2 separate regions of the Homo sapiens genome follow, and region 2 is linked to region 1. A link is a loop called in an ENCODE intact Hi-C map of the cell type or tissue named here. Cell type or tissue: K562. All regions are shown on one strand. Links, peaks and the distances in the headings refer to the core of each region. The heading gives the core; the rest is flanking DNA.

Evidence for each region. Peaks named below come from ENCODE experiments on the same cell type or tissue, not always from the same donor. Only the 100,000 strongest peaks of a DNase experiment are listed, where the experiment ranks them.
Region 2: a loop joins it to region 1, with 5 times the contacts of the local background. A loop is called at or near these places in 10 of 110 quality-filtered maps.

Annotation. Positions count from the first base shown.
Region 1 is chr2:71,290,790-71,306,560 of GRCh38, forward strand. No RefSeq gene overlaps it. Among named protein-coding and RNA genes, the nearest start is that of ZNF638, 33 kb to the right of the region's middle. In K562, for the core only: a CTCF peak has its summit at 8,822 (motif pointing right); a DNase peak (open chromatin) is centred at 8,802; H3K27me3 peaks cover 1,189 bases.
Region 2 is chr2:71,151,475-71,167,245 of GRCh38, forward strand. No RefSeq gene overlaps it. Among named protein-coding and RNA genes, the nearest start is that of MPHOSPH10, 29 kb to the left of the region's middle. RefSeq lists enhancers at 164-223, 10,083-10,744 and silencers at 6,048-6,187, 6,110-6,271. In K562, for the core only: CTCF peaks have their summits at 3,542 and 6,163 (motif pointing right); DNase peaks (open chromatin) are centred at 3,517 and 6,147; H3K27me3 peaks cover 3,466 bases.

The DNA.
Region 1 (15,771 bases), core at 3,922-11,921:
GAGCTCAGGTGATTTGCCCCCCCTCAGCCTCCCAAAGTAGTGGGACTACAGGTGTGAACCACCATGTCCGGCCTGTGTTCCTGTTGTTTTAATTTGTATTTTTTTCAATTTCAAATTTATAATCTCTGATATCATAACTGCTTGTGTTGTATTACATTACTAAAAATAATGCTTAATTCTATTTCTGGCATTTGAGTTTTTTAAATCTTGATCGCTTCAATTATTTATGTCACTGGCGTGGCTCCTGTAGATATTTGAATTTGTGATTCTTGTCATAGGCAGAAGGTACAACCTGACTATATCCTTGGGCAAGATGCCTATGAAAATATGGTTATCATCTTGTTCTAATTAATTTTACACTGGTACCTCTTTTCCTTACTTAGGCACTAAACATATTTTTGCGGTGGTTTATTTTATGGTGGCAGTTTTAGGATACGAGCATGGAAAATTTATGCTTGCTTATTTCAACACTGTAAATACATACTACTAGACAGCCCAGTATCAGGTAATAAGATTTTTTTTCTCTTCAACCTTCACCCACCCTCTGCAGAATCTTCAGTGAGAATTTCCTGTGAAAGCTTCAGGGCAAACCATTTAAAAAAAATAATACCTATAAGCTTCGATAGGATCCAAGACTCCACCCAGACTCTGTTTTAGACATGTAATTCTGTTTAGACATGAAAAGTTTAGGTGAAGCATCACAGTTTGTGTTGTATTTTGTAATAACTCCTGCGTTTCTGTTGTTGTGTCACTGAAATTCTTTGGTTTTGAAGCAGATGTCTGCAGCCTATGAGAAGCTGCCTTGTGCTCCTTCTCCCTGGCAGTGCTACCCTCGCCCTGGCTCGGATGCAGCTATGGCTCTGCCTTCTCAATTGCTTGCTGTGTGTTGCTGTTTCATAGAACTGTAGACCTTAAAGACTCTCTAGTAAGGCTTTTGGCCACAGGAAAAGTTTTTTTCCTAAAGTTTCCAAACCAGCCCAAGGAAAGAGAAAAAGAGGACAATGGAAAATATTTTTCTGAATCTTAAATAATTTGTGGATACTGAATTATCACTGTTAATATATTCACGTTTCTCCTTGCTCCCATTTGATCCTCTTTGGGGTCGGATCGGTATGGGGGAGTTGTTTCTGAGGACTCTTTGCAGTGGTTCGCTGAGTGTGGACCTTGGGCCAGCAGTTCCCAGCATGACCTGGGAACTTATTGGAAGCGCAGAATCTTGGTCCCCATCCCAGACCTACATAAATCCCAGAAAGAGAAACTCTTGAGGAGTAGAGTGGGTGGTGGCACCCTGTGTTTTAACAGCACTTCAGATGATTCTCATACATGCTGAAATTTGAGAACCACTGTTGTATATAACTTGAATTATACCTATATTGGATTTTTACATGGAAACTTAGGAAAGCTCCCAAACTCCTTCAGCATCTTCCTACTTTCCTCCTATTACTTCAGGGTCTGAGATAAAGTATATACTCTGTGGTGAGCTGTGGACCTTTACCCAACCTGGCTGGGACTTTGTGATAGTTGTACTCAGTTGACTGTCCTCAGTGACAACTAATTGTTGAGGTAATGGGTGAGACAGAGATGCCTTTGGCACTTCTAGGAAATTCAGTTGGCTCTGGCCTCCTAGGAACTACTGATCTGAGGGGAACCTATGCTTTGAGACATGGCCAAAGCAGTTATTCTCGTCTTTTATTTACTTGATGTAAATAATCCACTGGAGAAAAAAAGTAGAGTATGTGCCATTCTGATTTAATTTTTTTTTTTACTGTAGTAAAATATACATAACATTTTCTATTTTAACCATTTTGAAGTGTACAGTTCATTGGCATTAAGTACATTTACATTATTGTGCAACTATCACCACTATCCATCTCCAGAACTTTTTCATTATTTCAAACTGAAACTCTGTATCCATTAAGTGATAACTATCCATTCTACACACCCTCCAGCCTCTAGTAACTACAATTCTTTCTTTATGAATTTGGCTCTTCTGGGTACCTCATACAAGTGGAATCATACAATATTTGTTCTTTTGTGTCTGGCTTATTTCACTTCGCATAGTGTCTTCATGGTTCATCCATATTTTAGCATACATCAGAATTTAATTTTTTAAGGCTGAATATTATTTCAGCGTGTATGTATATATGCCATGTGTCCATTCATTCATCAGTGGACCTTTCGGTTGTTTCCACCTTTTGGCTGCTGTAAGCAATGCTGCATTAGTGCACAAATATCTGTTCAAGTCCCTGCTTTCAGTTTTTTGGGATATATACCCAAAAGTGGAATTACTAGATCTTATGGTAATTCTGTTTACTTTTTTAGGAACTGCCATACTGTTTTCTACAGTGGCTGCACCATTTTACATACCACCAGCAATGCATAAGCGTTCTAGTTTGTCTACATCCTTACCAACACTGTTATTTTCTGTTGCTGGAATTTTTTTTTTTTTTAATAATAGCCATCCTAGTGAGTGTGAAATGATATCTGATTGTGGTTTGGATTTGTATTGTCCTAATGATTAACGATGTTGAGCATCATGTCATGTGCTTATTGGTCATCTGTATTCTTCCTTGGAGAAATTTCTATTCAAGTTCTTTGCCCATTTTAAAAATTGGGTTTTTTTTTTTCTTTTTTCTTTTTTTTTTTAGACGGAATCTCGCTCTGTCGCCAGGCTGGAGTGCAATGGCGCTATCTTGGCTCACTGCAATCACCACCTCCCGGGTTCAAGCGATTCTCCTGCCTCAGCCTCCGAGTAGCTGGGACTACAGGCATGTGCCACCACACCCAGCTAATTTTTGTATTTTTAGTAGAGATGGGGTTTCACCATGTTGGCCAGGATGGTCTCGATTTCCTGACCTCGTGATCTGCCTGCCTCGGCCTCCCAAAGTGCTGGGATTACAGGCGTGAGCCACCGTTTTTGAGTTTTTTACATATTCTGGATATTAATTTCTTATAATATATACTGCTTGCAGGTATTTTCTCCCACTCTGTGGGTTGCATTTTCACTCACCTATACTGTCTTTTGAATACTATCTTTTGATGCACAAAAATTTTTCAATTTTGACAAAGTCTCACTTATGTATTTTTTCTTTTGTTGCCTGTGCTTTTGGGGTCATATCCAAGAAGTCAGTGCCAAATCCAATATCATGAAGCTTTTGCCCTATATTTTCTTCCAAGAGTTTTATAGTTTTCACTTTTGTGTTTAGGTCTTTGACCCATTTTGAATTAGTTTTTGTATATGATATAAGGTAAGGGTCCAATTTCATTCTTTTGCATGTGGATATACACTTTTCCCAACACCGTTTGTTGAAAAGACTGTCCTTTCCCTGGTGAATGATTTTTGCACCTTTGTTGAAAATCATTTGATCATATATGTGAAGGTTTATCTCTGAGCTCTCTGTTCTATTCCACTGATCTGCATGTCTATCTTTATGCCAGTATCACACTGTTTTTGATTACTGTAGCTTTGTAGTTTTTTGTTTTTTGTTTTTTTTTTGAGACAGAGTCTCCCTCTGTCACCCAGGGTGGAGTGCAGTGGCGTGATCTTGGCTCACTGCAAGCTCCGCCTCCTGGGTTCAGGCCATTCTCCTGCCTCAGCCTCCCGAGTAGCTGGGACTACAGGTGCCCGCCACCACGCCCGGCTAATTTTTTGTATTTTTAGTAGAGACGGGGTTTCACCGTGTTAGCCAGGATGGTCTCTATCTCCTGACCTCGTGATCCGCCCGCCTCAGCCTCCCAAAGTGCTGGGATTACAGGCGTGAGCCACCGCGCCCGGCCAGTAAGTTTTGAAATGAGGATGTGTGAATCTTACAACTTTGTTCTTCTTTTTCCAAGATTATTTTGGCTATTCAGGGTCCTTTGGGATTCCATATGAATTTTAGGATGGATTTTTCTATTTATGTAAAAACATTATTGGGATTTTTGAAAGGGATTGCATTGAATCTGTAGATTGCTTTGGGTAGTATTGCCATTGTAATAATATTAACTCTTCCAATTCATGAACATGGGATATGTTTCCTTTTATTTGTGTCTTCCTTTATTTCTTTCAGCAATTTGTAATTTTCATTATACAAGTCTTTTACTTCCTTAAGTTTATTCGCACTAAGTATTTTATTCTTTTTGATGCTATTACAAATGGAATTGTTTTGAATTTCCTTCTCAGATTGTTCATTGCTATTGTATAGAAACCAACTTATTTTTGTGTTTTTCACCCTGCAACTTTACTGGATTTGTTTTTTAGTTCTCGTGGGGTTGTGTGTGTGTGTGTGTGCGTGTGTGTATAATCTTTAGGGTTTTCTACATATAAGACCATGTCATCTGTGAATAGAGATAATTTTACTTCTTTCTTTCCAATTTGGATGTCTTTTATTTCTTTTTTTTTTGCCTGATTACTCTGGCCAGAACTTCTAACGCTACGTTAAATAGAAGTGGCAAAAGTGAGGCCGGGCTTGGTGGCTCACATGTGTAATCCTAGCACTTTGGGAGGACGAGGCAGGCAGATTACATAAGCTCAGGAGTTCTAGACCAGCCTGGCCAACATGGCAAAACCCTGTCTCTACTAAAAATACAAAAATTAGCCAGGCATGATGGTGCACACCAGTAATCCCAGCTACTCTGGAGACTGAGGCATAAGAATCACTTGAACCTGGGAGGGAGAGGTTGCAGTGAGCCAAGATCGTGCTACTGGACTCCAGCGTAAGCAATAGAGTGAGACTACAACTCAAAAAAAAAAAAAAGTGTCTGAAGTGAGTATCGTTGTTTTATTCCTGATCTTAGTGGAAAAGCTTTCTGTTTTTCATAATTGAATATGATGTTAGCTGTGGGTTTTTTGTATCTGGCTTTTATTGTTTTGAGGCAGTTTCCTTCTATTCCTAGTTTGTTGAGTATTTTTATCATGAAAGGATGATGAATTTTAAATACTTTTATTGCATCAATTGAGATAATGTGGTTTTGTCCTTCTAATTCATTGTATGAAGCTAGGAATTACTTTTTTTTTTTTCTTTTTTGAGATGGAGTCTCACCCTGTTGCCCAGGCTGGAGTGCAATGACATGATCTCAGTTCCCTGCAACCTCTGCCTTCTGGGTTCAAGTGATTCTCCTGCCTCAGCTTCCCAAGTAGCTGGGACTACAGGCGTGCACCACCATGCCTGGCTAATTTTTATATTTTTAGTAGAGACGGGGGGTTTCACCATGTTGGCCAGGTTGGTCTCCAATTCCTGACCTCAGGTGATCCACCTGCCTCGGCCTCCCAAAGTGCTGGGATTACAGGCATGAGCCACTGCACCTGGCCTTTTATTCTAAAACTAGATAAAGAATACAAAAAAAAGTACAGACCAATATTCCTCATGAATGTAGATGCAAAAAATTACTAAATTATTGCCAGATTTAAGGCCAGTGTACAAAAATCAATTATTTTCCTATATTGTAGGAATAAGCAAAATAAATTTTGAAAAGGGATACTGTTTTCAAAAGCATCGTAAACATTAAATAATGTAACATAATATAGTCATAATATTAATGCAGAAAACCATACAATGTTATTGGGAGAAGGTAAAGAAGTTCTGAGTAATTAGAAGGATATACCATATTTTGTTGATTAGAAGTCTCAATATTGTAAAGATTTCACTTCTTAACAAATTGATTCACCGAGTCAATGCAGTCCCAACTCAAAATCCAGTAAGTTTTTTTTCTTTTTTTTTGAGAACTTGACAAGTTGATTCTAAAATGTATCTGGAAATGCAAAAGACCTAGAATAGCCCAGACAATCTTGAACAGTGGGAAGGCTAGCCATATTGGATATCAAGACTTAATATGGCCGGTCATGGTGGCCCACACCTGTAATCCCAGCATTTTAGTAGGCCAAGGTGGGAGGATTGCTTCCAGCCTTTTTTTTTTTTTTTACTAAAAAAAAAAAGAGAGAGACAACATGACACTGTAATTATTAAGAAAGTGTAATATTAATGGAAGAATAGAAAAATTGATCAAAAGACTAGAATAGAGAGTGCTGAAGCAGAATCACATATATCTGGACACTTCATGTATGAGCAAATTGACCCTAAAGAGAAGAAGGGAAATAATTAAATTTTTTTCAGTATGTGGCATGGAGACAATCAGATATTATTATTTTTAAAAGGAAGGAAAAAACATACAAAGTAAAAATCAAACCAAAGCTTGACCCAACGTCACACTATTAAAAAAAAAAAAAAAAAAGGCCGGGCACCGTGGCTCATGCCTGTAATCCCAGAACTTTGGGAGGCTGAGGCGGGCAGATCACCTGAAGTTGGGAGTTTGAGACCAGCCTGACCAACATGGAGAAACTCAGTCTCTACAAAAAATACAAAATTAGCTGGGCGTGGTGGTGCATACCTATAATCTGAGCTACTCAGGAGGCTGAGGCAGGATAACAGCTTGAACCCGGGAGGCGGAGGTTGCGGTGAGCCGAGATTGCGCCATTGCACTCTCCAGCCTGGGCAACGGGAGCAAAACTCCGTCTCAAAACAAAAAACAAAACAAAAAAGTTCCAGGTGGGTTGTGGTTTTAAATGTGAGCAGCAAAACAATGAAGTTCCTAGAAGATAATATATGAGAATATCTTCATAACCTTGGTATAAGAAGACTTTTAATAGGATGCAAATAATACTAACTATAAAGAGAAAGAAAAGCTAAATTGGACTACATCAAAATTCTTTCCTCACTGCCTCCCTCCCATCCTTTCTTCCTTCCATTAAGATTTTACCCCTGGCCAGGCATGGTGGCTCACACCTGTAATCCCAGAACTTTGGGAGGCCAAGGCAGGAGGATTGCTTGAGCCCAGGAGTTCAAGACTAGCCTGGACAACGTAGCGAGACTTAGCCTCTATTTTATATTTTTTTTTAAAAAAAATTTCACCCTACTGGGGAATTATTAGAGATCAACAGTAAAAATAAGTCATTGCTTATCAAGAATACTGTGGTAATGTCCTGTCACTGGGGTCCTCACATAAACTGTTGAAAACCTTTAAGCCATTTCCTACCATATAGCCACATAATCTTTTCAAAATATATATCATCACTTTACACTTTGACTTAAAATTCTTTCACTTAAAATTCTTTCACTAAGACTGGTTAAGTAAATTCTAGGATATCTCCCTAAAATGAAATATGCTACAGTCATTAAAAAGAATGAGGTAGATTTCTTTACATGAATGTAGAGCAATCTCAAAGAATTATTAAGTCAAAAAACAAGATACAGAACAATGTGTATTAAAGTGTAGGGAATAGATACAGTAGAATCTCATCATATATTCATTTCAGTTACTCAAAATTAACTAACTCATGTAGGTAAAAGAAAGGAAATTATATATTATTAAACAGGGCAGGGGACTGCATTGGCCTTTTCTCCACTTTGTCTAAGTATGTAGTCTATCTTATTAGTCTGTGAAATAGTGTGTAATTTTAAGGGTTTTACTGACCATTTATAAGGAAGAGTTATACATAATGCAGGAGGCCAGGCACTGGAACGGTAGTGGTTTTCCTAACTATCGTGCAGCACAGCTTGTCTTAAGACAGGGTCTTACACACTGAATGATTTTTGGTATGTCTGGCCCTCAGCCATTAAATGTCAGTAGCTTCTGAGGTATTGGGTCAACCAAAGAACTGCTCTGCAGATCTTCAAACATCAGTGGATGGGATGGGATTTAGGAGCATACCGCCTTAGTGTTCTTAGGCTAAGAACACTAGAGGGGAAAAAAATAGAAGAAATAATATAGGGTCACAGAGAAAACTGAGTGAAGACTGAGAGGAATTCACAGCATGGGATTTGGGATTGGTTGCACAAAACTGTATATGCTACGCCTGAATAAGTAATGTAAGGGTTTTTCATGGATTATTTTGACCATAAGCAAGACAGGAAAATGGGCAACATGGTTGCATGTAAGTTCTATCTGGAATTTAAGTTGGGCTCTCAGTTGCCAACTCCAGGGAGCTGCCAGGAAGTAGATGTGCTTGAAGGACTCCTCAGTTCCCACCTTTACCCTGAAGTGTTCTGGAACCTGCACTTACTATCCCTGTGCCAGCCTGTCCCTCCTCCCTCCCTAAGGAGGGGAAGGGAAACACCCTTAAGAGGGAAAAATCAGCTCTGAGGTGAGGAAATAGGATAGTTACTAATTTGAGAATACTCATTTGGCCAGGCGAGGTAGCTCATGCCTGTAATCCCAGCACTTTGTGGGAGGATCACTTGAGCCCAGGAGTTTGAGACCAGCCTGGGCAATGTAGTGAGACACCTGTCTCTAAATAAGAAAAAAATTAGCCAGGCATGGTGGTGCCTGCCTGTGATCCCAGCTACTTGGGAGGCTGAGGTGGAAGGATCACTTGAGCCCAGGAGGTCCAGGCCACAGTGAGCCATGATTGTGCCATTGCATCCCAGCCTGGGCAACAGAGCGAGACCCTGTCTGGAAAAAAAAAAAAACAACTGATTTGACTTAATGTACTACTGGACTAGACTAAGGAAACTCAAAATAAGTTCAGTACAAGGAAGTGTCTTGACTTAAGTTATAACTGAAAAGTCACACAGACTTCCGCTTAGCAGGGGCTTGGTAGGATAGCTGCTGTCCTTAGAAAGGTTTTGGGCATGGCCAACCTTGGTCTGGTATTTCAGTAATAGACTGGATTGTGCCTCATTTTGGTCACCACACTTAAAAAATAATGTAGATAAATACAGGAGTCCATTGAAGGTGATTAAAATTATTGAAAGCAGGTAAAATAGCCCTAAGATTGGCATTGGTGTTTTTACTGCACCCCAGCCCAGATTCTTCTGAAGTTTTCAGTAGCACTACTACAAAAGACCACAAGGTGGTGACAAAATTCTAAGGTATCTTTTTTTTTTAAGCTAGATTTGGAAGCAATCACACATTCCCTGATGGAAATGAGGAAAAGAAAGCTTAAGAATGTCTATATTTCAAGTTTTATGGAATGATCAGAATACTTTCTCTAGCAGGTTTTTTGCAATACTTGCCCATTGTTTAAACGAAAAGATTTCATTCATGTTAAAGAACAATACTGGTAAATGAGTTAGATATTTGTCTCTTAGGCTTTAGCAGACATCAGCATTGTTTCCGTAGCTTTCTGCTCTCTTTTTCTCTCTTTTCTGTCCTCTGTACCTCTGTCCCCTTTCAAAAGACTCCATCATATGAGGAAGTCAATCTAATATAGTGGTTGAGGGCGTGGATTCCGGAGGCCTGCTGCTGAAGTTCAGATACAGATTACCAGTTATTAACTGTGCGACATACAGCAAATCACTTAGCTCTGTGCCTTGGTTCCTTTTTCTCTAAAATGGAGATGACAATAGTGCCTAGTTCATTGATTATTCTCAGGATTAAATGAATCTATAAGTGTAAGAGCACTTAGAGCAATGCCTGGCACATAAAAATGTTAAAATTATATGGAATTAAAATTTAAATGATTTTCTATTGGTTTATGGAGTTAACTTTTTAAAATTTATTAAGTAGATGAGTGAGCTGCATGAGGATTTTCTCTCTCTCACACACACAACTTCCAAATAAAATTTAGTTGCTTTTGGTTTAGGAGGCACTTAATAGCTTTCCTTTTCCTCTGTCCGTCATGTTTCCCTATTTCTTACCCTTACATTAGTCACTGAAGAGAAAAGGATAGGGATTTTGTTTATTTATATGAAAGATATTTATGTTAAAGTGAGACAAGAAAAAAAAAGTGGGGTTTTTTTTTTTTTTTTTTTTTTGAAACAGGGTCTCGCTCTGTTGCCCAGGCTGGAGTGCAGGCATGATCTCGGCTCACTGCAACCCCCCCTCTCCTGGGTTCAAGCGATTCTCGTGCCTCAGCCTCACAAGTAGCTGGGACAAGAGGCGCATGCCACCATGCCCAGCTAATTTTTGTGTTCTTTTTAGTACAGATGGGGTTTCACCATGTTGCCCAGGCTGGTTTTGAATTCCTGAGTTCAAATGATCTGCCCCCCTCGCCTCCCAGAGTGCTGGGATGCCAGGTGTGAGCCACCACACCTGGCCAAAAACATAGATTTTTTTGCCCTGTATTTTCTATGGGCACAGAAGAAAGACCTTTTCAATAATCAAGAAGATTTTTAAAAGGATATTATGCCTTACATATTTAACTATTTTAGGATCACATTAAAATGATCTGCTAATGAAATTAAAATCTGTACATTTACTTTATTCACTCTTTTTTGTTTTTTTGAGACATTCTCACTCTGTTGTCCAGGCTGGAGTGCAGTACCGCAATCATGGCTCACTGCAATATCTGCATCCCGGGCTCAAGCAGTCCTACTGCCTCAGCCTCCCAGGTAGCTGGACTACAGGTGCATGCCACCACACCTCGCTAATTTTCATGTGTTTTGTAGAAATGGGGTTTCACCATGTTGCCCTGGCTGGTCCCGAACTCCTAGGCTCAGGTGATCTACCTGCCTAGGCCTCCCATAGTGCTGGGATTACAGGCATGAGCCACTGCACTGGGCTTGTACATTCTCTCTTTAGAAAATAAAACTTTTTAAATAAAATACTTCAAATATCCAAAAGAAAATCTGAGATATTTGTAAGATAAAATCATAAAAATAAAATTAACGCCATTTCTTCAACCACTCAATTGAAGAAATAGAACATTAATATAATTTTTGAAGCCCTCTATACCCTTACTCATCCTGTGCCTCTCTTTGAACTTCCCCCAATCTGACTTTTTTATTTCTTATTTTTTCTCTCTCTCTCTCTTTTTTTTTTTTTTTTTTTTTTTTTTTGAGACAGGGTCTTGTTCTGTCACCCAGACTGGGGTACAATGGTGTGATCATGGCTCACTGCAGCTTCCTTGACCTCCTGGGCTCAAGTGACCCTCCTGCCTCAGCCTCCTGAGTAGCTGGGACTAGAGGCGTGTGCCACCATCTCTGGCTAGTTTTTGTGTTTTTTTGGGGAGAAGTAGTTTCACCATGTTGTCCACGCTGGTTTCCAACTCCTGGGCTCAAGTGATCCAACTGCCTTGGCCTCCCAAAGTGCTGGAATTATAGGTGTGATGATTTCTTATTCTCTTACATGAAAAAATATCTTACCACTAATGGGCAAAATCATAAACACGGTATTGCTTAGATTTGCATGTTTGAAGACTTTACGTAAAATGATTCCTATTCTTCTTCTTCTGTAACTTGCTTTTTGTTTTTAGTCAGGAGTATATTCCAGATGTTCATCCATGTAGATACTTACCTAGAGCACATGTATTTTTACTACTCTGTTGTATTCTGTTATGTATATATCATTTATTTTTGTCACTCATCTGTCAATTAAAAATGGTATTAAAATCCAGAATTTAATAATTTTGCTATTAAAAAACCAGTGCTGCTGTGAGCATTTTGTACTGGCTTCTTGGTACACCTGTTCAAGAGTTTTTCTAGGCTACATGCCTGCGAGGGTAATGCTTGAAAATGACAAATGGTTTTCCAGGGTGATCATGATCCATGTACCTTCCTACTAGCCGTATATAAGAATTAATGTTTCTCCATATCCTTACCAATATTTGGTCTTTTGGTTTTTGCTTGGTGTGTGCAAAATGGTCTCTGCTTCAATCACTCTGGCCTGTTTAGTGCTCCTCACAACCTTTGCACTTACTTGTTCCTCTGCCTGGAATGTTCTCTCCCTGATATCTCCGTAGTTTGCTCCTTTACCTCTCTCAGGCCTTCACTTAATTGTGAAGTTCTCTGTGAGGCTTTCCCTGTCCATCCCCTTTAAAATTTGGCATGCTTCTCTCCCACTCCCTTATCTCTTCACTGCTTTATTTCTTTCCGGACCACTTACTGCCACTGCTTTTCCACACTAGAACTTAAGTTCCTTAAGGATAGGGAGTTTTTCATATCTTGTTCACTGTTGTGTTTCTAGAATTTAGAGCAGCACCTTCCCCATAGAAGACTTTAATAAATATTGTTGACTGAATTGAATGAATGTCATTGAGGTTTTACATTTTCTTGATTATTAATGAGGTAGAGCATTAATGAGGTGGCCACTTTTTATTAGCCATTTGTGTTTCCTTTTCTGTGAAATGGCTGCTCAAATATATTGCTTATTTTTCTATTGGGTTGTTTAATACTTTCTTATTGATTGATAGCAGTTCCTTGTAAGTTCAGATTTGTTAATTACTCATGTCATACATATACTTATACTTTGTGCCTTAACTTTAAGCTTTTTTTAAAAAAAAAAAAAAAACTTGGCCAGGCGTGGTGGCTCACGCCTGTAATCCCAGCACTTTGGGAGGCCGAGGTGGGTGGATCATGAGGTCAGGAAATCAAGACCATCCTGGCCAACACGGTGAAACCCTGTCTCTACTAAAAATACAAAAAATTAGCCGGGCGTGGTGGCGGGCGCCTGTAGTCCCAGCTACTTGGGAGGCTGAGGCAGGAGAATGGTGTGAACCCAGGAGGCGGAACTTGCAGTGAGCCTAGATTGCACCACTGCACTCCAGCCTGCGGGACAGAGCGAGACTCTATCTCAAAAAAAAAAAAACAAAAAAAAAAAAACAAAAAAAAAACTTACCTCTTGATAAACAGTTTTAATTCTTTAAACACTTTTTAAAAATTTTTTTAATTTTAATTTTTTTTTAGAGACAGTGTCTCACTCTGTCACCCAGGCTAGAATGCAGTGGTGCAATCATGGCTCACAGCAGCCTTGAACTCCTGGGCTCAAGTGATCCTTCTACCTCAGCCTCCTAAGTGGCTGGGACCACAGGTGCACACCACCATGGCTGGCTAATTTTTTTTTACTTTTTACAGAGACAGGGTCTCCAGTATTGCCCAGGCTGGTATCAAACTCCTGGGCCCAAGCAATCCCCCCACCTCTGCCTCCCAAAGTGCTGGGATTACAGGTGTGAGCCACTGCACCCTACCTGATATGTACTTTTGGATATATGATTACACATATGTGTGTTTTTTCTATTTAAAAATGGGAACATACTACACGTACCTTAAACTCTTTCAGTTATCTAAAAAATTAATTGTCAAATAATATTGTATTATATGGATCTAAAACAATTGTGTAGTTTACCCTCATTTGTTTCTGCAAGCTCATCCTCTTTTTCATGGTCATTAGATATTGCCTATTCTCAACACTTGGCCATCTTCTCTCCTCACTTGGTATTACCTCCGTAGGTAATCTCACCGATGGCTCACAGCTTAAGTTATTAGATACATGCCAGTGACTTCCCAGAGTTACGTCTCTAGCTCATAAACCTCAGAGCCCCAGCCTAGGTATCTAACTGTCTGCTTAGCATTCCTGCTTGCTTATGTCAAAGGTACCTCAAACTCTACATGTCTAAACAAGGCAGAACTAATGAATTTCCCCTCAAACCTAGCAGTCTGCCAGTGTTCCCTTGGCATGATCATCTGTCTCACTGAATAAGGCATAAACAGGAATCACCATTAATACATTATTTGCTCCTAAATCCTGATCATCTCTCCTGTGATGTCTTCTTTGATTTAGCTGGGCAGAAATTTAGGCTTCTGTAACCAAGAAAAGCTACGGATTGTCTGATTCACATCTGTTTAGAGTTTACTGTTTGTGGGCAAGAAATATACCTCTTTGCAAGGCTCTGTGGTCTTTCCTGTTTGCTTTCAGCTGGACCAATTGAACTGAACCTTGTTTTTTTTGCAAGAATTAGATGTAGAAGTAGTGAATTTATGAGTTAGGAAATTTTTTGACTGCAAGTTACAGAAAACCCTAATCCAAACAAATCAATTTATTGCCTTCTATAAAAGGAAGTCCAGAGGTAGAATGGGTTCAAGCTGATAAATATCAACAGTGGCTCAGTTATATCATTATGGACCCAGGTCCATTCCTCTCTTCATTCTGCTGTTCTTAGCAAAGTCAGTGTTTCAAGTTACAGGAGTTTAACCAGCACCTTTGTAACCACAGAATAAGGATGATCACTTCCCACACTTTCCACATAAGGATAGAGGCATCCTCCTGGCATTCCGTATGTATACATTTTTTCAGTTAAATATTCTAATTGGCTCTCTTTAAAAGTTTTATTTTTAATTGATGCATAATAATTGTACATTATGGTTGGGTGCAGTGGCTCACACCTGTAATCCCAGCACTTTGGGAGGCCGAGGTGGGTGGATCACTTGAGGCCAGGAGTTCTAGACCAGCTTGGCCAACATGGCGAAACCCTGTCTCTAGTAAAAATACAAAAATTAGCCGGGCGTGATGTGATGCACGCCTGAAATCCCAGCTGCTCAGGAGGCTGAGACATGAGAATCACTTGACCCTTGGAGATGGAGGTTGCAGTGAGCCGAGATTGGGCCACTGCATTCCAGCCTGGGCAACACAGTGAGACTTTGTCTCAAAAAAAATTTGTACATATTTATGGGATACAATATGATATTTTGATAGTGATCTGATTAGAGTAATTTGTAGAGTAATTTGCAAATCCACACCTTAAAACATTTATCATTTCTTTGTGATGAGGCCATTCAAAATCCTCTTTTCTAGCTATTTTGAAATATACATTATGTTAACTATGGTTACCCTACAGTGTAATAGAACAACAGAACTTATTCTTCCTACCTAACTTTGTATTCACTGACCAACCTCTCCCCATTCTTCCCTTTCCCCACCTCTCCTGCTCCAGTTTCTGTTAATCACTATCCTACTCTCTACTTCTATGAGATCAACTTTTTTTTAGATTGCACATATGAGTGAGAATATGCAGTATTTATCTTTCTGTGTCTGGCTTACTTCACTCAATATAATGTCCTCCAGATTCATCCATGTTGTTGCAAATGACAGCATTTTATTATTTTTGGCCGGGTGTGGTGGCTCACTCCTGTAATCCAGCACTTTGGGAGACTGAGGCGGGCGGATCACCTGAGGTCAAGAGTTCAAGACCAGCCTGGCCAACATGGTGAAACCCCATCTCTACTAAAAATGAAAAAATTAGCTGGGCGTGATGGCGCGTGCCTGTGGTCCCAGCTACTTGGGAAGCTGAGGCAGGAGAATAGCTTGAACCCGGGAAGCGGAGGTTGCAGTGAGCCGAGATTGCACCACTGCACTCCAGCCTGGGTGACAGAGTGAGACTCTGTCTCAAAAAAACAAAAAAAACAAAGAAAGAATTTTATAATTTTTTATGGCTGAGTAGTATTTCATTGTGTATATATATATGTATGCATACAACATTTTCTTTATCCTTTCATCTGTGGATGGATTCTTAGGTTGATTCCATATCTTGGCTATTGTGAATAGTGCTGTAATAAACATGAGAGTGCAGATATCTCTTCAACATGCTGATTTAATTTCCTTGGGTATATATACCCAGCAGTGGTATTAATGGATTAAATATGTGGTAGTTATAGTTATAATTTTTTGAGGAACCTCCATACTGTTCTCAATAAAGGCTATACTAAATTACATTCCCAACAATGTGCAAGGGTTCCCTTTCCTTCACATCCTCAACAATACTCATTATCTTTTGTCTTTGTGATAATGGCTATTCTAACTGGAGTGAGGTGATATCTCATTGTAGTTTTGATTTGCATTTCCCTGATAATTAATGATGTTGAACATTTTAAAATACATCTGCTGGTCATTTGTATGTCTCTTCTTTTGAGAAATATCTATTAAGATCTTTTGCTCATTTTTAAAATTGGCTTGTGTTTTTTTGTTTTTGCTATGGAGTTGTTTGAGTTTCTTATATATTCTGAATATTAACCCCTTGTCAGATGTATAGTTTGCAAATATTTTCTCCCATTCTGTAGGTTGTCTCTTCGCATTCCATATTTA
Region 2 (15,771 bases), core at 2,519-10,518, 140 kb before region 1:
AATCAAACAAGTTACGTGCTTCCAAAATACAACGGTGGAATAGGCATAGGATAGATATTCCCATTTAAAGGGGAGAAATAGGAAGAAGTAGCTTAGTCCTAAGTAAGTCCAAAACACACCAGGTAAACAACATTAAGTCTTGAGGCTTGAGGATAGTCTTTGACTTTATGTCTCACCTTCCAGTCACACTGGGGTGAGGGTTGGGTCCCCAAGGCTCCAGGCAGCTCCACCCCCATAGCTTTACTGGGTGCAGCCCATGCCCTGGCTCTCACTGGTTGGAGTCCTGTGCATGCAGCTCTCCCAGCCTGGCATTGCACACTGGTGGCTGTATAGGTCCAGGGTCTCAGGGGCAGCCCTGCCCCAGTGGCTGTGCTGGGCATTGCCTGGGAAGGTGTTCTCTGTGGTGGCCCTGCCCCACAGCATTTCTCTGCCTGCATTTGATGCCCCTCAGTCCTTGACATATATCACTCACTTGGTTTTCTGGCTGCCAAGTCTCTTCCTCCTACTGCGCTAGCTCAGTCTCCTTTGCAGGCTCCTTCTTACTGCCCTGCCTTTTGTTAATGAAATGCTCAGTCTTTTGACCTCTTAGTTCTCTATCTACAGTCAATCCTTGGTCCCATGTATTAATACCATTTAAACCCCAACAACTCCCAAATTTGTATTTCCAGTCTGACCTGACTTGATTACATCAGTTCAAGGGTTTTCATCCTCAAGAACGTCTAAGTGGTATCTCACATTTACATGTCCGAAACTGAACTCTTACTCTTTCTGCTCCATCCTGCCAGTTGCTAGGCTAAAGTCCTCAGAGTTTCCCTTGACTCTTCTCTTGTACATTACCACCTTTACCATGAGCAAATCCTGCTAGCTCAGTCTTCTAAATATATTCAGAATATAACGATTTCTTATCAATGGCAATGCCAACATCCCGACCCAAAATGTCACCATCATCTCCCCTTGGATTACTGCATCAGCCTTCTGTTTTCCTCACTCCCTCTCTTGCTTCCATCCTTGTGTACCCCATGATCTATTCTTAATGCAACAGGGAAAGGGGTCCTTTCAGAGCTTATGCTCAAAATCTTTGTCTCCCCTCCTCCCATCTCAGTCAAAGTCGATGCTCAAATCCATGCAATGACCTGCAGGGTCCTACATCAGGTGCTGGCAAACAGTAGCTGGATGGCAAGTTAGCCAGCTGTTTCTGTAAATAAAGTTTCATTGGAACACAACCACACTCATATGTTACGTATTGTCTGTGGCTGCTTTCACACTACAATAGCAGTGTTGCCTAGTTATGATGGAGGCCACGTGACCCCCAAAGCCTCAAATATTTACTATCTGGCCCTTCACAGAACAAATTTGCTAACACTTGCCCTCCATGATCTGGCTCTTTGCTGCCTCCCTTGCTTTGTTTCTGCTCTAGTCTTCTGGCCTCCTTGGTTTTCTTAGAGCCTGCTAGGCAATCTTCCACCTCAGGGCTTTTTTTTTTTTGGGGGGACAGAGCCTCACTCTGTCGCCAGGCTAGAGTACAGTGGCACGATCTCGGCTCACTACAACCTCCGCCTCCTGGGTTCAAGCGATTCTCCTGCCTCAGCCTCCTGAATAGCTGGGACTACAGGCGCGTGCCACCACACCCAGCTATTTTTTTGCATTTTTAGTAGAGGCAGGGTTTCACCATGTTGGCCAGGATGGTCTCGAGCTCTTGATCTCGTGATCCTCCCGCCTCGGCCTCCAAAAATACTGAGATTACAGGCGTGTGCCACCGCGCCTGACCCATCTGTCTTTTAAAAAATGTTTTTAATTTGAGGTATAATTTATATTCAGTGAAATGCACAGATGTGAAGTGCACATTTTGATCAGTTTTAACAAACGCATTACCCATGTAACCTACTTCCTTTCAAGATATAGAGCATTTCTGTCATCCAGAAAGTTCTCCTGTGCTTTAATCCTGTCCAGCACTCCCCCAGCAGCTGCTGAACATGCCTGAGGACATTGGTACAGGACTCTGGCCTCCCCAAAAGAGCTGCTTGGACAAGTCTGCTTGGCTTACCCTAAATCCCTGCCTGCACTCTAAAAATTTCCATCTTTAAACTGGTTGTACCTATAACCCTCCCTCATCAAATAAATAAACCCTGAAAAATAGGAGAATACCCCTTCCTGGCCCCGCAGCCCAGCACCTAATATTTACTATATACCCAAGCTTTTAGAAGTACGACTTGCACAGGTGGGGGCTGGCAGCTGCATCCCATCCTCCTCCTGGTAGCCTCTATCAGCCTACAGGGCTCTCAGAGCAGATCTGGCCAGGCAGCCTGAGCCTGGAAGTGCAGCGCAGCCTCCTGCTCGTTCACCCTCACTAGGGTGGCAGCTGCGGCAGCAGCTGGGCTCACCCGTTAAGCAAGAAGGTGAGGATGGGAGCGGGATGACCATTGGCTGGACAGTGACACTCAGACCCCAGCCTGGGCAAGCCTGTCTGAAAGCCCCCTTCCTTTCGGTCCAACTGTGGAGGGAGGGGGCAGAGCGTACGGGGTTCTACTGCCCTCCTCATCCTTTAGACGTCCTTCCTCCTAGGAGAGGGAGCTGCTCATTAATTGGCCAAAGCCTTCTTGAAGGCTGTAAATTTGACAGGCTTGGTGTGTGGGGGCCAACCATGCTAAAGAGAGCATCTGGTGTGTCAGAAGGCAGCCACCTCACCAGGGGAGGGTCAGCCCCCTTGGTGATCTCCTTCCCCTGCTGGACACAGCTTCCTGCACTCTCCCCATGTGAATGCTCCCCTCAGAGCTGCTTCCAAGGGTGGGGTTCTAACCCTGTGAGTGGGGACATTGTGTTCATTTACAATGGGCCATGGTTTCATCTGAAATCTCCAACTCAGAGGCAGTAGAGAGGAGAAGAGAAATTCCCTGCACCTCCTCCCTCCTCAGCACCCCCACCTCTGCACGCGTCCACATATGGAGAGCCTGACAATGGCCCCTGGGAGTGCCTCCATCTGCGCCTCCTTTCCATGCCTGCAGCAGCCACGCGCACTGTCCAGACCCTCACCCGCCTGGCTCAGTAGGCGCTGCACTGCCTCTGGTCCTGCCCCTACACCTGGGCCTCTGTACCCGTCAATTCCCCCAGTCTGGTTCTTATTTCCCCCAACAAGTAGGCAGCATGTAAGGTCATCTGTTGAGCAGGGTTGAGGGAGATAATAAGGTGGGGCTGTGAGGATGAGGAGAAGCTTATGGTCGTGCTGGAGACTCAGCTGAGCAGCCCCATTGGCTGCCTACCCAGTGGTCATCCCGCTCCCACCCTTATTTCTTCTTTGTAGACAAAACCTTGACTTCATTAAATGTTGGACACCTATGAACTTCATGGACTCTTCTGCAGCCTCCCTGCCATGTAATGGTAAATCTAAGTCAACCCTAGTAATTTCATTCCTCTGGCCAATGATCGCTTGGGGTGTGGCCATGAGCTGCCTCTTCGCCTGAGCCTGAGCCACAGCTACCCTCTGCACCTACCATGCTGACACGCTAGGCCAGGGAGAGCTCCATCTCAATGGAGATGAGCTGTGAGGGCCTCTGCTGGTGGCTGGGCAGATCAGGTAGTTGTAACGGGTTTTGTTCAGAAGGGAAGGTCGTCCATCAGCTTCTCCTCAGCATTGGCCATGCGGCAGTCCCTTGGGAAAACACACAGACCTGCTGGGCCCTTGTGCAACTGACCCCCATGGCAGCTGACAGGCACAAAGGGGAGAGTCGAGATGGCCAGGGACCACAGGTGCCCCAAGGGCTGGCTGAAGCAGTTCATGAAGGTGCTGGCAGGCCTGTCTCTCCTTGGGGACTTCAAGTGACATTCAAGAGAGAGCTCAGCTATCTCCTCCCATGCCATACCTCTTCCTCCTCCTCTTCCCTCGAGCAATAAATGGCATCCCACACTCTAGACATCTGGTACAAAACGGGGTGTCTCTTCCTGATCCCTCCCTTGGTTCATCCAAGTAACCACCAAGTCCTGTCTGTTCCCCCATCTCCACCGCTACAGCCATGTCCCTACCTCCCCAGTCCTGCCGTCCTTCTGGTCTCTCCACCCTCACTCTTCCCCTGTCATCCATGTACAATACAGTGCCAGACTGGTCTTTCTACAGCAAAATGGACTAAGGCCCTTCCCTACCCACAACTCTCGGAGCTGGAGGTGGAGTTAAAACTCACATGTTTTGGCTTGGCATTCAGAGCTCGTTCCCTCTTGGCACTGGCTTATCCAGAGCGCTCATAGTTTGGGTTTGGTGCAGAACTGGGTATGAGGTAGTGCTTTCCCTGAGAAGAAACAGGGCTGAGATGGGGGCATTTTCTGGGTTCAGAGTTAGACCTATGGAGTGCAAGGTTCCTCTGAGACACCAAATGAAGTGGTCCAGCTGGCAGCTGGCTCCTGGTCTGGAGCTTCAAGGAGAGGTCTCAGCTCAGAGCCACATTCAAAACCCAGCTTAAATGCAGCCTTCTGCAGGGAGCCCCTGGAGCTTCCACAGCCTCAGATCTGCCCCCTGCACACCCCAGATCTTTTGCCAAGTGGCGTTCGGGTCTTCATGTCATCTCTCTCCCATGTCTGGGAGTAAAGGTGAGGTGCGGGAAGTTGAGCTTTTGTACTGTGGTGTCTTCAGGGAGACTGTGTTAGGTAGAGGGGAGGCGGCTTGGAAAGAGGGAGACTCAGAGGAGAGTCAAGGACATCTGAGCAGGTGAGCCTGGGAGCAGGAAAAGGGATGAGAGTGAGCAGAGGAAACTACTGGGGCAGGAGAGCAGGTGGAAGGATCAGGGAATGAGGGGGGCTGGAGAGGTGGGGGTGGGGATCCTGGTGAGGGGCTGCCTGCCTCCCGCAAGGGCCAGTTCACCTGGTTGCCCCAAACCCCTCCCTCTGAGGGTGGGGCCAGAGGGCCCAGAGCATTGATCAACCCAATTGAGCAGGCCTGAGGTGGACTTGGGTGGGAGCTGGGCTGGACTCCTGGCCCTGGGGAGCAGCTGCCACCCTGCCTATTCCATCCACTTTCCAACTCGCTGCCTATTGGAGCAGATGCAATATTGGGTGCCTTGTGAAAGATGCTCCTAGTGCACTTGCTGCCTGCTGACCCTCCCCCCAAGACTGCTCCGAGCTCTCCAGAGGGGGGTCCTGTGGAGGCTTGGCCTAGATTCTGAGCCCTGCCTCTCATACCTGGGACCCCTCCCCCAGAGGCAGCTGCTTGAGTACCCTGGAAGCCAGTCTGTAGCCTCAGGCTAGAGCTGGGTCCCTCCCACAGCCTTTCTTTAGCTCATCTATTTGGACTGACTGCTCATTTCATAGAAAGGGGTGTGTCTTGCCCCAGCCCATCTGGCATATATAAGGCAGCTGTGGTGTCAGAATCCGCAGCTCCCATCCCCCAGCTCTGCAATACTAGAGGAGGCTGGATTCCACATCTCTGAAGTCCCACCGGACTGGTGCGATGGGGCTCACGAGTCCAGGGCTGCTCTGCAGGCTGTGGGGCTCACCTCCAGCTCGGAGCCCACCTGGTGTGCTCAAGTTGCTCACCTTTGGGCCTGTCCTGCCTCTCAGGCATTCAGCTGACCCCGAGGGACTCTCCCTCATCTTGACCACCAGTTACGGGCTCTAAGTTAGAGGTTCCCAGAACCTTAGACCATTTGGCCAAACCCTCCATTTCTCAGCTGGGGAAACTGAAACCAAAGAGGAGAAGCAACTTTCTCAAGGACCCCCAGCAAGTCAGAGGCAGAACTGGGTCTAGCAGCCTCCTCCCGACAGAGGGCCTCCCTGACCCCTGAGCCTTTACTGCCTCGTTAACTTCCCTATAAGGAGACTGCTCTGCCGAGGCTGGAAATGGAAATGCTCTCCGTGGCGGTGTGTGCCCGTGACTGCGCCCGTGTTTGTACTTGTGAGTGTGTATGGGGGTGGGGGTGAGGGATGGGAATAAACAGCAGGGATGCTGGGGGCTGGAATGCACTCTGCCTCACTCCAAAAAGGGGCGTGGGGGAGCCCAGCGCAGCACATGATTAGACTTTCCAATCTGCTGAATGCCTGTGAGGCCAGCTGGGCTCAGAAGACAAGGGACAGGCCTTTCTCCACAGATGGCAGGGGTGGCCCAGGACGGGTGAAAGCTTCTGCAGCAGCATTGGGGGTCACACCCCAGTCCATGGGCTGACAGTTAAGCAGAGAAGCCGCCACTAGGGGTCAGTCATGATCCAGCGATTCTGATGAGCGGGGCGGGGTACCACCAGCCTCTATCCAGGGTCTTGTCTTCCAGACCTCCTTGGGAAAAACTACTCCCTGGCAGAAAAGGGCTAATAATTTGAGAGGAAGCTTTCATGCACGTCCTTGTGAAGAGACCACCAAACAGGCTTTGTGTGAGCAACATGGCTGTTTATTTCACCTGGGTGCAGGTGGGCTGAGTCCGAAAAGAGAGTCAGTGAAGGGAGATGGATTATCATTAGTTCTTATAGGTTTTGGGATAGGCAGTGAAGTTAAGAGCAATGTTTTGCGGGCAGGGGTGGATCTCACAAAGTACATTCTCAAGGGTGAGGAGAATTACAGAGAACCTTCTTAAGGGTGGGGGAGATTACAAAGTACATTGATCAGTTAGGGTGGGGCAGGAACAAATCACAATGGTGGAATGTCATCAGTTAAGGCTATTTTTACTTCTTTTGTGGATCTTCAGTTACTTCAGGCCATCTGGTTGTATATGTGCAAGTCACAGGGGATGCGATGGCTTGGCTTGGGCTCAGAGGCCTGACATTCCTGCCTTCTTATATTAATAAGAAAAATAAAACAAAATAGTGTTGAAGTGTTAGGGCGGTGAAAATTTTTGGGGGGTGGTATGGAGAGAGAATGGGTGATGTTTCTCAGGGCTGCTTCAAGCGGGATTAGGGGTGGCGTGGGAGCCTAGAGTGGGAGAGATTAAGCTGAAGGGAGATCTTGTGGTAAGGGGTGATATTGTGGGGATGTTAGAAGAAACATTTGTCATATAGAATTATTGGTGATGGCCTGGATACGGTTTTGGATGAATTCAGAAACTAAATGGAATAAGAGAAGGAGAAAAACAGGTATAAAAGGTCTAAGAATTGGGAGGACCTAGGACATCTGATTAGAGAGTGCCTAAGGAGATTCAGCATAGTCCTGCCAGCAAAGATTATTTATTTACTTCCAGAGTTTAGAGTGGCAGTTTGGGGATAGCACCAGGAGATATCAGCTGTGATGGCTTGGAGAAACAGTGTAAACCAGCAGTGTAAACAAGAGCAGGGCATGTATGAGTAGTTGAGAACGGTGAATAGGAGTATGACTAGAGAGAAGATAGTAGGGATGACAAGTTTTTTGGGGTCACAGTCTAAGTTGGTCTGGTGTCGAATGAGACTGGGGCCTAATAAAAAGGAGCGTCTATACAGGAGCTCAAATGGGCTGCACCTTGTAGCATTCTGAGGACAGGTCTGACTTCTGAGAAGGGAAAGTGGTAAAAGTATTATCCAGTCCTTTTTAAGTTGGTGGCTGAGCTTGGTGAGGTGTGTTTTTAAAAGACCTTTAGTCTGTTCTACTTTTCTTGAAGACTGAGGACCGTAAGGGATATAAAGGTTTCACTGAGTACTAAGAGCCTGAAAAACTGCTTGGCTGATTTGACTAATAAAGGCTGGTCTTTTATCAGACTGTATAGAGGTGGGAAGGCTAAACTGAGGAATTATGTCTGACAGAAGAGAAGAAATGACTGCGGTGGCCTTCTCAGACCCTGTAGGACAGGTCTTTACTTATTCAGTGAAAGTGTCTAGTTAGACTAAGAGGTATTTTAGTTTCCTGATTCAGGGCATGTTGAGTAAAGCTAATTTGCCAGTCCTGGGTGGGGGCAAATCTTCAAGCTTGATGTGTAGGGAAGGGAGGGGGCCTGAATAATCCCTGAGGAGTAGTAGAATAGCAGATGGAACACTGAGAAGTTATTTCCTTGAGGATAGATTTCCACGATGGAAAGGAAATGAGAGGTTCTAAGAGGCGGGCTAGTGGCTTGTACTATAGCATAGCCTGCCTTTGCTGGTGTGTGGCGATTAGGCCTGGTGGAACTGCCATCAATAAATCAAGCGTGATCAGGGTGAGGAACAGAAAAGAAGGAAATATGGGGAAATCGGGTGAATATCAGGTGGATCAGAGAGATACAGTCATGGGGGTCAGGTGTGGTATCAGGAATAATGTGGGAGGCCAGATTGAAGTCCGGGCCAGGAACAATGGTAATTGTGGGACTTAACAAAGAGTGAGTACAGCTGAAGGAGCCAGGGAGCAGAAAGTATATGCATCAGGTATGAGGAAGAAAGTAGATTTCAGAAGTTATGAGAAATGCAGAGAGTGAGTTGAGCACAGTTCGTGATTTTTAGGGCCTCTAAAAGTATTAAAGCAGTGGCAGCCGCTGCACGGAGACATGATGGCTAGGCTAAAACAGTAAGGTCAAGTTGTTTGGACAGAAAGGCTACAGGGTGTGGTCCTGGCTCTTGTGTAAGAATTCTGACCACACTAACCATGCCTAGGAAGAAAAGGAGTTGTTGTTTTGTAAGGGATTGAGGTTTGGGAGATTAATCGGACATGATCAGAAGGGAGAGCACATGTGTTTTTATGAAGAATTATGCCGAGGTAGGTAATGGATGGGGAAAAAATTTGAGCTTTGGAGGGGAATACCCGCTATCCTTTGGAGAATAAATGCTGAAGGAGCAGAAGTGTGTCTTGTTGAGAAGATTCAAAGGAGGGGCTACAAAGAAGAAGGTCATCAATATACTGAATAAGGTGAGAAGCGGAGGGGTGGAAAGAAACTAAATCATGAGACAGAGCTTGGCTGAAGTAATGAGGGCTGTCCCTGAAACCTTGCGGCAGTACAGCCCAGGTAAGCTGCTGGGACTGATGGGTGTCAGGGTTAGTCCAAGTGAAAGCAAAGAGAGGCTGGGATGAAGGGTGCAAAGGAATAGTAAAGAAAGCATGCCCTCTCCCTCTCCCTCTCCCTCTCCCTCTCCCTCTCCCTCTCCCCCTCCCCCTCCCCTCTTTCCACGGTCTCCCTCTGATGCAGAGCCGAAGCTGGACTGTACTGCTGCCATCTCGGCTCACTGCAACCTCCCTGCCTGATTCTCCTGCCTCAGCCTGCTGAGTGCCTGCAATTGCAGGCGCGCGCCGCCACGCCTGACTGGTTTTCGTATTTTTTGGGTGGAGACGGGGTTTCGTTGTGTTGGCCGGGCTGGTCTCCAGCTCCTGACCGCGAGTGATCCGCCAGCCTCGGCCTCCCGAGGTGCCGGGATTGCAGACGGAGTCTCCTTCACTCAGTGCTCAATGGTGCCCAGGCTGGAGTGCAGTGGCATGATCTCGGCTCGCTACAACATCCACCTCCCAGCAGCCTGCCTTGGCCTCCCAAAGTGCCGAGATTGCAGCCTCTGCCCGGCCGCCACCCCGTCTGGGAAGTGAGGAGCATCTCTGCCTGGCCGCCCATCGTCTGGGATGTGAGGAGCCCCTCTGCCTGGCTGCCCAGTCTGGAAAGTGAGGAGCGTCTCTGCCAGGCCGCCATCCCATCTAGGAAGTGAGGAGCGTCTCTGCCCGGCCACCCATCATCTGAGATGTGGGGAGCGCCTCTGCCCTGTCGCCCCGTCCGGGATGTGAGGAGCGTCTCTGCCCGGCCGCCCCGTCTGAGAAGTGAGGAGACCCTCTGCCTGGCAACCGCCCTGTCTGAGAAGTGAGGAGCCCCTCCGCCCAGCAGCCGCCCCGTCTGAGAAGTGAGGAGCCCCTCCGCCCGGCAGCCACCCCGTCTGGGAAGTGAGGAGCGTCTCCGCCCGGCAGCCACCCCGTCCAGGAGGGAGGTGGGGGGGTCAGCCCCCCGCCCGGCCAGCCGCCCCGTCCGGGAGGGAGGTGGGGGGATCAGCCCCCCGCCCGGCCAGCCGCCCCCTCCGGGAGGTGAGGGGCGCCTCTGCCCGGCCACCCCTACTGGGAAGTGAGCCCCTCTGCCTGGCCAGCCGCCCCGTCCGGGAGGGAGATGGGGGGGTCAGCCCCCCGCCCGGCCAGTCGCCCCGTCCGGGAGGTGAGGGGTGCCTCTGCCCGGCCGCCCCTACTGGGAAGTGAGGAGCCCCTCTGCCCGGCCACCACCCCGTCTGGGAGGTGTACCCAACAGCTCATTGAGAACGGGCCGGGATGACAATGGCGGTTTTGTGGAATAGAAAGGGGGGAAAGGTGGGGAAAAGATTGAGAAATCGGATGGTTGCTGTGTCTGTGTAGAAAGAGGTAGACATGGGAGACTTTTCATTTTGTTCTGTACTAAGAAAAATTCTTCTGCCTTGGGATCCTGTTGATCGGTGACCTTACCCCCAACCCTGTGCTCTCTGAAACATGTGCTATGTCCACTCAGGGTTAAATGGATTAAGGGCGGTGCAAGATGTGCTTTGTTAAACAGACGCTTGAAGGCAGCATGCTCGTTAAGAGTCATCACCACTCCCTAATCTCAAGTACCCAGGGACACAAACACTGCGGAAGGCCGCAGGGTCCTCTGCCTAGGAAAACCAGAGACCTTTGTTCACTTGTTTATCTGCTGACCTTCCCTCCACTATTGTCCTGTGGCCCTGCCAAATCCCCCTCTGCGAGAAACACCCAAGAATGATCAATAAAAAAAAAAAAATAAATAAATAAATAAATCATATCAAAGTAAAAAGTTTCCAAAAAAAATAAAAAGTTTCAAAAAAAAAGAAAGCATGTTTGAGATCTAGAACAGAATAATGGGTAGTAGAGGGAGGTATTGAGGATAGGAGAGTATATGGGTTTGGCACCACGGGGTGGATAGGCAAAACAATTTGGTTGATAAGGCGCAGATCCTGAACTAATCTGTAAGACTTGTTCTGTTTTTGGACAGGTAAAATTGGGGAATTGTAAGGAGAGTTTATAGGTTTTAGAAGCCTATGCTGTAGCAGGCGAGTGATAACAGGCTTTAATCCTTTTAAAGTGTGCTGTGGGATGGGATATTGGCATTGAGTGGGGTAAGGGTGATTAGGTTTTAAAGAGATGGTAAGGGGTGCATGATCGGTCACCAAGGAGGGAGTAGGGGTATCTTATAGTTGTGGGTTAAGGTCGGGGAATACAAGAGGAGGACGCAAAGAAGGCTTTGGATTGGGAAGAAAGGTGGCAATGAGATGTAGCTGTAATCCCGGAATAGTCAGGGAAGCAGATAATTTAGTTAAAGTGTCTCGGCCTAATAAGGGAACTGGGCAGGTGGGGATAACTAAAAGGAGTGCTTAAAAGAGTATTGTCTCAGCTGGCACCAGAGTTGGGGAGTTTTAAGAGGTTTAGAAGCCTGGCCGTCAATACCCACAACAGTTATGGAAGCAAGGGAAACAGGCCCTTGAAAAGAAGGTAATGTGGAGTGGGTAGCTTCCATATTGATTAAGAAGGGGATGGACTTACCTTCCACTGTGAGTTACTGGAAGCTCGGCACCTGTGATGGTCTAGGGGGCTTCCGAGGTGATTGGGCAGCGTCAGTCTTCAGCCGCTAAGCCGAGAAGATCTGGGAAGGAGTCAGAGAGCCTTGGGCCAGAGTTCCAGGGGCTGTGGGAGTGGCTGCCAGGTGAGTTGAACAGTCCAATTTTCAGTGGGGTCCTGCACAGATGGGACGCGGCTTAGGAGGAATCCCAGGCTGCGGGCATTCCTTGGCCCAGTGGCCAGATTTCCGGCATGTGTAGCAAGCTCCTGGGGGAGGAGGTTCTGGAGGAACGCCTGGCTGCTGCAGTTCAGGCATTTGGAAGTTCTTGTGTGCTGGAGATGTGGCTGGGGTTTGTCTCACAGTGGAGGCAAGGAATTGCAACTTTTTTCTATTATTGTACACCTTGAAGGCGAGGTTAATTAAATCCTGTTGTGGGGTTTGAGGGCCGGAATTTAATTTTTGGAGTTTATTTAATGTCGGGAGCAGATTGGGTAATAAAATGTATATTGAGAATAAGACGGCCTTTTGACCTTTTAGGGTCTAGGGCTGTAAAGCGTCTCAGGGTTGCTGCTGAATGAGCCATGAACTGGGCTGGGTTTTTTATGTTTGATGAAAAAGAGCCTAAACACTATCTGATTTGGGATAAAGAAAAAGGAGCATTAACCTTGACTATGGCTTTAGCTCCAGCCACCTTTTTAAGAGTAAATTGCTGGGCAGGTGGGGGAGGGCTAGTCACGGAACGAAACTGTAAACCAGACTGGGTGTGAGGAGGGGAGGTGATAAAAGGATTATAGGGTGGAGGAGCGGAGGCTGAGGAAGAATTGGGACCTAGCTCGGCCTGGCGAGGAGGGGAGAGGTCAGAAGAGTCTGTAGAAAAGGAAGATTAGAAAGACTCAGCGACGCTTGGGGTTGGGACTGAGGGGACAGGCAGGAGGGAAAGAAGGAAGATTTGGGATGAGTTGCATTGGAACAGAGACTAGAGAGGGACTGATGTGTAAAAGAATGCCTGGACTTCAGGCACCTCAGACCGTTTGCCTATTTTACGAGAAGAATTATTTAGATCTTGCAGGATGGAAAAATTCAAAGTGCAGTTTTCTGGCTATTTGGGACTACTGTCGAGTTTGTATTGGGGTCAAGCGGCATTGCAGAAGAAAATAAGGCATTTAGGTTTTAGGTCAGGTGAAAGTTGAAGAGGTTTTAAGTTCTTAAGAACACAGGCTAAGGGAGAAGAAAGAGGAATGGAAGGTGGAAGCTTACCCATCGTGAAGGAGGCAAGCCCAGAGAAAAGAGTAGAGACACGGAGAAGGGGTGGGGGTTTCTTGCCCTCCAGAAAAGCAGAGAAGGGGTTGGGGTGCAGAGATACGAGGTCAGGGTGCAGAAATAAGGGATCGGGGTGCAGAGATACGAGGTTGGGGTACTTGCCTCTCCCCCAGAAAAGCAGAGAAGGGATAGAGACACAGAGAGAAGGGGTTGGAGTACTTGCCCCTCCCCCAGAAAAGTGGGACTTGCCGCTGAGGGTGAAGGAGAAGGAGTTGAGGGGTTCTTGCCCCTGCCCCAGAAAATCAGAGAAGGGGTAGAGACAAGGAGAGAAGGGGTTGGGGTACTTGCCTCTTCCCCAGAAAAGCGGGACTTGCCACTAAGGGTGAAGGAGAAGGGGTTGAGGGGTTCTTTCCCCTGCCCCAGAAAATCAGAGAAGGGGTATAGACATGGAGAGAAGGGGTTGGGGTACTTGCCCCTTCCCCAGAAAAGCAGAGAAGGGGTAGAGACAAGGAGAGAAGGGGTTGGGGTACTTGCCCCTTCCCCAGAAAAGCAGGACTTGCCACTAAGGGTGAAGGAGAAGGGATTGAGGGGTACTTGCCCCTCCCCCAGAAAAGCAGAGAAGGGGTAGAGACACGGAGAGAAGGAAATATGGGGAAATGGGGTGAATATCAGGTGGATCAGAGAGATACAGTCATGGGGGTCAGGTGTGGTATCAGGAATAATGTGGGAGGCCAGATTGAAGTCCGGGCCAGGAACAATAGTAATTGTGGGACTTAACAAAGAGTGAGTACAGCTGAAGGAGCCGGGGAGCAGAAAGTATATGCGTCAGGTATGAGGAAGAAAATAGATTTTGGAAGTTATGAGAAATGTAGAGAGTGAGTTGAGCATAGTTTGTGATTTTTAGGGCCTCTAAAAGTATTAAAGCAGTGGCAGCCACTGCATGCAGACATGAGGGTTAGGCTAAAACAGTAAGGTCAAGTTGTTTGGACAGAAAGGCTACAGGGTGCGGTCCTGGTCCGAGTCACGGCACCAAATTTCATGTGCGTCCTTGTGAAGAGACCACCAAACAGGCTTTGTGTGAGCAACATAGCTGTTTATTTCACCTGGGTGCAGGTGGGCTGAGTCCGAAAAGAGAGTCAGTGAAGGGAGATGGATTATCATTAGTTCTTATAGGTTTTGGGTTAGGCGGTGAAGTTAAGAGCAATGTTTTGCGGGCAGGGGTGGATCTCACAAAGTACATTCTCAAGGGTGAGGAGAATTACAGAGAACCTTCTTAAGGGTGGGGGAGATTACAAAGTACATTGATCAGTTAGGGTGGGGCAGGAACAAATCACAATGGTGGAATGTCATCAGTTAAGGCTATTTTTACTTCTTTTGTGGATCTTCAGTTACTTCAGGCCATCTGGGTGTATATGTGCAAGTCACAGGGGATGCGATGGCTTGGCTTGGGCTCAGAGGCCTGACAGAAGCCATAGCTGGAATTCTAAACGGTGTGAGTGTGTGTCCCATTTGAAAAAGCACATCCAACCTAAACATTTATATGAAAAAATGGAAAGATATACCCATTGTTTTGGAATACAAACTACAGAAAGTAACAGTTAACAGAATCTTAGTGGAAAGATAAGATTCCACATCTGGAAAGGCAGAGTGATTTTCAACTGGGTTGTGTGTCCTTAACTGAGGAAGGGAAGATGAAATTTATGTTTATTAAAAGGCAGCTATGAATTTACCTTTTATAAAGAGCTTACAATATACTATTAGTGCTTCTTCAATCATGTGTCTGAATCACCCGGATGCCTGTGTAAATGCAAATTCCCAGAGATTCTGATCCTGTGAGCCTAGGATGGGGCCCAGAAATCTCTATGGGGTGGTGCAGGCTGCCCCAGGACCACACCTAAGAAACACTGCAACTAGCCCACACACACATCCAAGTCCCCAGATATGTAGGCAGGCATATTATCTCCGTAAAACAGATGGGGAAACTGAGGTCCAGAATGGGGAAATCACCCAGCAAGTAGTAGCAGAGACATGATACACCCACTGCCTGCAGACACCATCCCTGATGACAGCTTCACCTCCCTACAGGAACCTTGCCTACCCCCACCCCTATGTCCTGCCACCCCTATGGTGGGTCTCTGTCCAAGGAAGATGTAGCCCTGGTCCTCCAGGCTGACTGGGGCTCAGAGGAAAAGCCTGGCCCAGACTGTAGGAGCTAGAAGGGCCCTTGCAATTCAGGTGGGGAAACTGAGGCCCAAAGAAGGCAGTCTTCACATTTGAACTCTGCCTGGAGAAGGGCTGGGTCTCCTTCCTGAGTGGTAGGTTTGACTTCATCAGCCTGGCCCTCAGTCAAGGTGACTGTCCAGGCCCACCACACCTCGAGGTGGGTGACCAGAGGCATCAGTGCCATAAAATGCATTTCTTGGGAGATCCACCCTGAAAGCGCAAAACATTCCAGGGCTGGTGATTTGGGCAAGCCCCCTTCCCTCTAGGCCCAGTTTCCCCATTTCTGCAATAGCTGTGTTGGAGGAGACTTCTCTCTGAGACTGAGCCGCAGATTTGTTCCCAGGTGCCTACGCCGCACAGGTTGCCGGCTCCTCTGTCCCCACTCTTCAAGAAAGTCACCTCTTAGGTGAGGAAGGAGTCTCGGCCCTGTTGGGAGTGGGAGTTGGTTCACCCCCAGTCTCCCAGACCACTGGGGATGACCTGGGCTGCCTGCAAAGATGGTGTCATCCATGGCTGCTCCCCAGCCTGCAGACACCCACCATGGAGGGTGACACTGGCTCTCCCAGTGGCTCTGAGAAGAGGCAGCCCCCACTCCAAACCTTGCAGAGCCACCCACGCCTTCCCTCACCCGAAAGAGGCTTTTAGGAAAATGAATCATCTCAAGTTCATACCCATGGGGGTTGCTGAAAGACAGGACAGTGCGGGGTGAGCTGGCACAAAGGAGTGCTGCTCTCTGCAGACTTTGCAGGGAGGTCACTTAGGAAAAGGGAGTGGAATCTGGGAGAGTGAATAGCTTAGGGTTAAAGGGAGGGGATGGGGCTGGAGTGGGCTGGCCTGTGCTCCCCCTTGGGCCTTCCAGCCTGGTCTCAGGTGATTCA